Linked DNA regions of Homo sapiens: region 2 is linked to region 1. Evidence: chromatin contacts called from ENCODE Hi-C or POLR2A ChIA-PET data. All regions are on one chromosome and are shown on one strand. Each heading gives the region's core, a stretch centred on a gene start or an enhancer-like site at or near the end of the contact. The rest is flanking DNA. Distances are from core to core; before and after follow the strand shown. Region 1 has its middle 13 kb from the start of BCL2L1-AS1. Region 2 overlaps TPX2 (TPX2 microtubule nucleation factor).

Evidence for each region. Hi-C counts contacts between places; a loop is a spot of excess contacts on that map. ChIA-PET counts read pairs that join two places held with the same protein, here RNA polymerase II (POLR2A). Pooled maps may share reads with other maps.
Region 2: POLR2A ChIA-PET joins it to region 1 with 14 read pairs in Panc1. The contact joins two enhancer-like sites. A Hi-C loop is called at or near these places in 6 of 37 single-sample maps with no recorded cell type and 14 of 50 pooled maps. POLR2A ChIA-PET finds 5 or more read pairs at or near these places in 25 of 52 experiments (A549, AG04450, CD4-positive, alpha-beta T cell and 20 more).

Annotation. Positions count from the first base shown.
Region 1 is chr20:31,660,240-31,663,044 of GRCh38, forward strand. No RefSeq gene overlaps it. Among named protein-coding and RNA genes, the nearest start is that of BCL2L1-AS1, 13 kb to the right of the region's middle. RefSeq lists an enhancer at 1,109-1,836 and a silencer at 1,414-1,603. Within about 2 kb of position 1,342, at least 25 of the 41 ENCODE cell types and tissues checked have a DNase peak (open chromatin) inside an H3K27ac peak, as active enhancers do.
Region 2 is chr20:31,746,465-31,749,164 of GRCh38, forward strand. All of the region lies in intron 2 of TPX2 (TPX2 microtubule nucleation factor), which reads left to right. Among named protein-coding and RNA genes, the nearest start is that of TPX2, 8.5 kb to the left of the region's middle. Within about 2 kb of position 1,392, at least 2 of the 41 ENCODE cell types and tissues checked have a DNase peak (open chromatin) inside an H3K27ac peak, as active enhancers do.

The DNA.
Region 1 (2,805 bases), core at 92-2,591:
TTTCAATAATAAAACCTCATATAAAAAGTTGCATTTACAGGACCAAAGTCAAGTTTTTAAAGAAAAAATTTTAAAATATTTTATGTATTTAGATGTTTTAATCAAAGATAAAACTTCATATTTTCTCTATGAAATATATTTCATTTCTTTCATCATAAATATGTAATATATGGAAATTGAATGAGTTTTTCACCAAGAACCACATAGAGAGTCCCAAACCCCCTCCAGCTTTCCCTTTGTGCAATTCCAAGCATGTTCCATGGCAATATATAAAGTTGGGAATCACTGAGCGGTCTGGTTAAAAACTTGTGGAATACCACACAGCTAGAAAAAAAGAATAAAGTTGACATCAGTTGGTAATTGTTGAAACTGCCTGGTGAGTACATGGGGATTCATGTGTGAATATGGAAACTTCTACAAGGCTGGGCTAGGTGGCTCAAGCCTGTAATCCCAGCACTTTGGGAGGCCAAGGTGGATGGATCACCTGAGGTCGGGTAAACACAAAAATTAGCTGGGCGTGGTGTTGTGCGCCTGTAGTCACAGCTACTTGGGAGGCTGAGATAGGAGAATTGCTTGTACCCAGAAGGTGGAGATTGCAATTCTCGAACCGGGAAGGTGGAGGTTGCAGTGAGCCGAGATCATGCCACTGCACTTTCGGCTTGGGCGACAGAAGGAGACTCTGTCTCAAAGAAAAAAAAAAACCTCTACAAGATACAGTATGCAGGTGGAAAAAGCAAGGGAAAGTGTGTTTAGTATGTTACTATTTGTGTAAAAAATTAGTGGAGGATCAAAATATATATCTGTGCCAATATGTGAAAAAATGTTTCTGGGCTGGGCACAGTGGCTCACGCCTGTAATCCCAGCACTTTGGGAGGCCGGGGCCAAGTGATGGCTTGAGACCAGGAGTTCGAGACCAGCCTGGGCAACATGGCAAAACCCTGTCTCTGCAAAAATACAAAAAAATTAGCCGGGTATGGTGGCGTGCTCCTGTAGTCACAGTGGGAGGCTGAGGTGGGAGGATCACCTGAGCCCAGGAAGTCGAGGCTGCAGTGAGCTATGATCAGGCCACTGCACTCCAGCCTGGGCAACAGAGTGAGACCCTCTCTCAAAAAATAAAAAATAAATAAATAAATAAATAAAAGAGCGAGTGAAGACATTTCTGGAAGCACATGGAGAATGTGAGGAAGGGACTTGAACGGCTATGGCTAGGGGCAGGAGCTGAGGACACATCGTGGGGGAAGGCGTGAGTGGGAGGCTGGAGGCTTTGGTCTTGAACCAAACAAGATGGCGATTCTAAGCTCCAGAGAGCCCATACAAGCTCTGAATCCAGTACCTAAGGGTTGGAAGTGTAGCTGTTTTTCTGGTGAGTAGGGTAGAGGATGGAGGACATTGGGGAAAGTGGCCCCCCGGCGAGAGAGGTCGTGTGCACTGAGCGGGAGCAGCTTGAGCTGGGGCTGGCTCTCAGGTCGCATCCTGTGGCCACCAGGGGGCAGTGAAGCCCACTCCGAAAAGCGGGCGGGGCGGGGCGGGGCGGGGCGCCTGGGGCATGTCCCACCTCCAGGCCTGCCCTCCAGCTGGAGCTCCTGACCGCTTTTCCCAGACCCCTCCTGGACCGCTGGACGCGGCCACGCGGGACTCCGAGAGTGCAGCACCTCCTCTCTTCTCCTGGAGAGCCCGGGGGAATGCCGAGTCCATCCCCGCGGTCACCCTCAACATCCAGTCCTCCTCCACTGCTTCTAGGTTATCTCATTCAATTGCCCATCACACCCATTTTGTAGAGGGGAAAGCTGGGGCACAGAGAGAGTAGGTAACTCACTCACTGGAAGCCACGGCTCGAGAAATGACGACCCGGGACACAAATCTGGCTGTCCATCCTCAAAACCGGAGCATTCATGAAACCATGGCTTCCTCACTGATCTCCTTGTTTCCACTCTGCTTCCCCTCCGGAACCTTCTCCACCCATCAGCCAGAGTTTTGGGGGCTCTCGGGCTGTATCACTCCCTAACTTACCACCTTTCTCTGGCTGTCACTGCCCTCAGGATCAAGTTCAGTCCTCTCACCCCACCCTCTGTCATCATCTTAAACCCAGCAGCGCCCTCTCTCTTAGCTCTGGACACACCAGCTTTTCAGCCTGAAGACAATGCCTGCTCATCTGGTGCATTTACTGCTTCTTCCCCAGGCCCACTCTCCTGCCTCCCCACTTAATTTTAAGTTAACCGTGATGCACTCTTCAGGCCCTGGCTCTCATGTCAATTCCTCCAGGGAGCCCTCCCTGACTCCTGATTCCCAGACGAGCTCAGATCGCACTTACTATGAGTCTCTTGGGTTGCACTGGCTTCAAACATGCACTTCATTTTTGTATCTATAATGGCATCACTATTCTAAAAATCTGTCATCCTTGAGTCTCTCTGAAGCTATCTCTACTCCATCTGAAATCCTGTGGGATGTGCCTTAAAAATCTGAAGTCTGACCCCTTCTTACCTCCTTCTCTACTAAGTCCTTCATGTCTTGGTAGAAGACCAAACCGCTTCCTCATGGTCGTTGCTTTTTCCTCCTTTGCCCTTACTGGGGCTTAGAAAACAATACCCCAAAGTATGGCACTTTGGCATACCGAATACTTTGAACTAAAGGAGGCTGAAAGGCCTCAGAAACAAGATCTCTGACTTTCTCCTGCCTTGCTGTCTCCCATTTCTCTTTCTCCCCTGAAGCAAGTAACAGAAACTAGCATTCATTCCTCTTCCCCAAGGTGGGTCATAGAAACTAGAACTCCTCTCCCCAAAGCAACTCATAAAACACAGAAATATA
Region 2 (2,700 bases), core at 142-2,641, 86 kb after region 1:
TGGGATGGGACCATCTTAACTAACTATACTTCTAATGAAGTCTTGTCTTACTCTGTTTATTCTATTATATTACCAGTTTAACTCATGACTTTCTCTTTAATAGAAATAGGCAAGTCATATCTCACTGACTGGATAGCAAGGTGTTTGAGAGCATCTGTCACACCAAAGTCTTTGTTTTGCTCAGGAGCTGGTAGTCCCCTATTTCACCCTGCTTAGAATGCACCCTCTTGCAGCTTTCCCCAACCCGGTCTGAACCTGCACCTTTTGATTTATAGAGCTTGTCAAGACTAGTTATTTTTGGTTTGAGAGTGAAGAAAGATGGGAGGCAATGGGAGGTTAATTTCAGATGAATGTGGGAACAGGTTACATTGCTTTGTCTGCAATCTTCCTAATTTGTATTTGTCTTCCCCTTCCATTTATCTCTTACCCTAGAAAAAGTCAACGTTCATTCTTAGCTTGTAGAACTCCGCAGGTCTGTCTGTATCTTTTAAGTATTTTTTACATCAGGAAACCATCTCTGATCCTCTTTTATGCTGTTCTCCTTCTCTGCACTTCCAGAGCGCTCTCTGTTAATGCCCTCTTGCAGCAAGGATAGCCCTATATTGTAATTGTTTGCATTCCCCCATTCAATTGTGCGTTCTTGGAGGGAAGAGATTTTTTTTTGTTGTTGTTGTTTGAGAAGGAGTCTCGCTCTGTCCCAGGCTGGAGTGCAGCGGTGCAATCTCGGCTCACTGCAGCCTCCACCTCCTGGGTTCAAGCTATTTTCCTGCCTCAGCCTCCCGAGTAGCTGGGATTAAAGGCACGTACCCACCACGCCCGCTAATTTTTGTATTTTTAGTAGAGACGGGTTTCACCATGTTGGCCTGGCTGATCTCGAACTCCTGACTTCGTGATCCGCCTGCCTTGGCCTCCCAAAGTACTGGGATTACAGGCATAAGTCACTGTGCCCGGCCGAGATTTTATATCTCTATCTCTGTCTGTCTGTCTGTCTGTCTGTCTATCTATCTATCTATCTATCGTTTTAGTCTTCGCTTTTTGGAAACAAAAATGGGCTATAAGACACGATGGATGGCATTGAATAGGCAGTTTTTAGAGGAACCTAATTGGTTCATAGCATACAGGATAGGCTTTTTCCTTGGGTCTTTGTAGGAATATTGGTCATTAATAGCTATTTTTCCATGCAGAATATTTCTAGTTTTGCAAGAATCTGAAGCTGTGGTAGATTCAGATAATTTTGAAATGTGAAGCTGATTCTCTTGCTTGGCAACTTGATTTGTTTGGGGGAATGTGGTTGACGCATGTGCCTTTTTTTTTTTTTTTTTTTTGGTGAGACCTGTTGACAGAAATTCAATCTTGATTAAGGGACGCAGGAAGGCATCCAGTTCCCACCATGCCTGGGGCTCTCTCATTTAAACAGCTGCCTTTGGCTCTGGCCTGTTCCATTTCCCACTAGGCCCTGTGGACTTTAATTTTGGAAGATTTCACATCCTCATATTTATTATTTCTGGGGGAGGTAGTGTCGTGAAACCGAAATTACCCAGTAGTTAGCTTTTCGTTTTCTTGATGTACTTGTCCTATCAGCCTTAATTGAAGAGAGTCAGACTTCTCAATGGATATGTATTTATTTATTCTCTTTTTCCAGGGAGAGGGGATGGTCTCCTGAGTTGGCCATTCTAGACCAAAATATAGCTTAAAAGAAGCTTTTTTAAAGAACAGGTCATGTTAGGAAAATAATATTTTGTTTTTAAAATTTCACCTAAAGATTAAGTGTACTTAGGTTTGCACCCCTCGCCGTTTGTTCCCCACTAATCAAATGTAGTCTTAGACCTCAGAGGACAGCCTTTCTTCTGCTGCTTGAACCCTCTTCATAGTCTCTTTACTCTAGAATATCACTGAGGTTTTCACTAACCACCATCTTATATAGAGGAAAAACTTCATATGGAAAAGTATACTTAAAAAAAGAGGAATCAATGGATTTTTTAAAAAATTTATGGGAAGATTCAGATCAGAGCTTTCCAAATATATTTATAACAGGATTTGTAATTTGCTAAAGTTTTCTTTATGAGCATATCAGGGATGCTTAGTTTTCATAAAGGGCAGGATTTGTCTTTGTTGAACAGGATCTTATGATTTGATTACCTACCTCCTTTTTGAAGCAATGTTTATAGGAAAACTTGTGCATTAGAGAGACCCCAGATTTTGGAATCCTGCAGACTTGTTCTTTTAAAACTCAACACTGCTATGTATTAGTTTGGTGATCTTGGAATAGTGTAACTTCTCTGAGCTTGTTTCCTTGTTTATAAAATGGTGATGGTAGCATTTATTTATAAAGACATCTATCTATTGTCTATATTGTTAATGCAGTTTAAACGAGATGATTTATGTGAAGTGTCTGGTAAGGTGCCTGGCCTACAGTAGACAGTATTTGGAAGTTATTATCTCTTGCTCCATGACATTTGTTATTTATCTATTTAAATGTGAATTTTTTTTTTTTTTTTTGAGACAGAGTCTTGCTTTGTTGCCCAGGCTGGAGTGCAGTGGCGCGATCTCGGCTCACTGCAACCTCCGCCTCCTGGGTTCACGCCATTCTCCTGCCTCAGCCTCCCGAGTAGCTGGGACTACAGGCATCCACCACCACGCCTGGCTAATTTTTTTGTATTTTTAGTAGAGACGGGGTTTCACTGTGTTAGCCAGGATGGT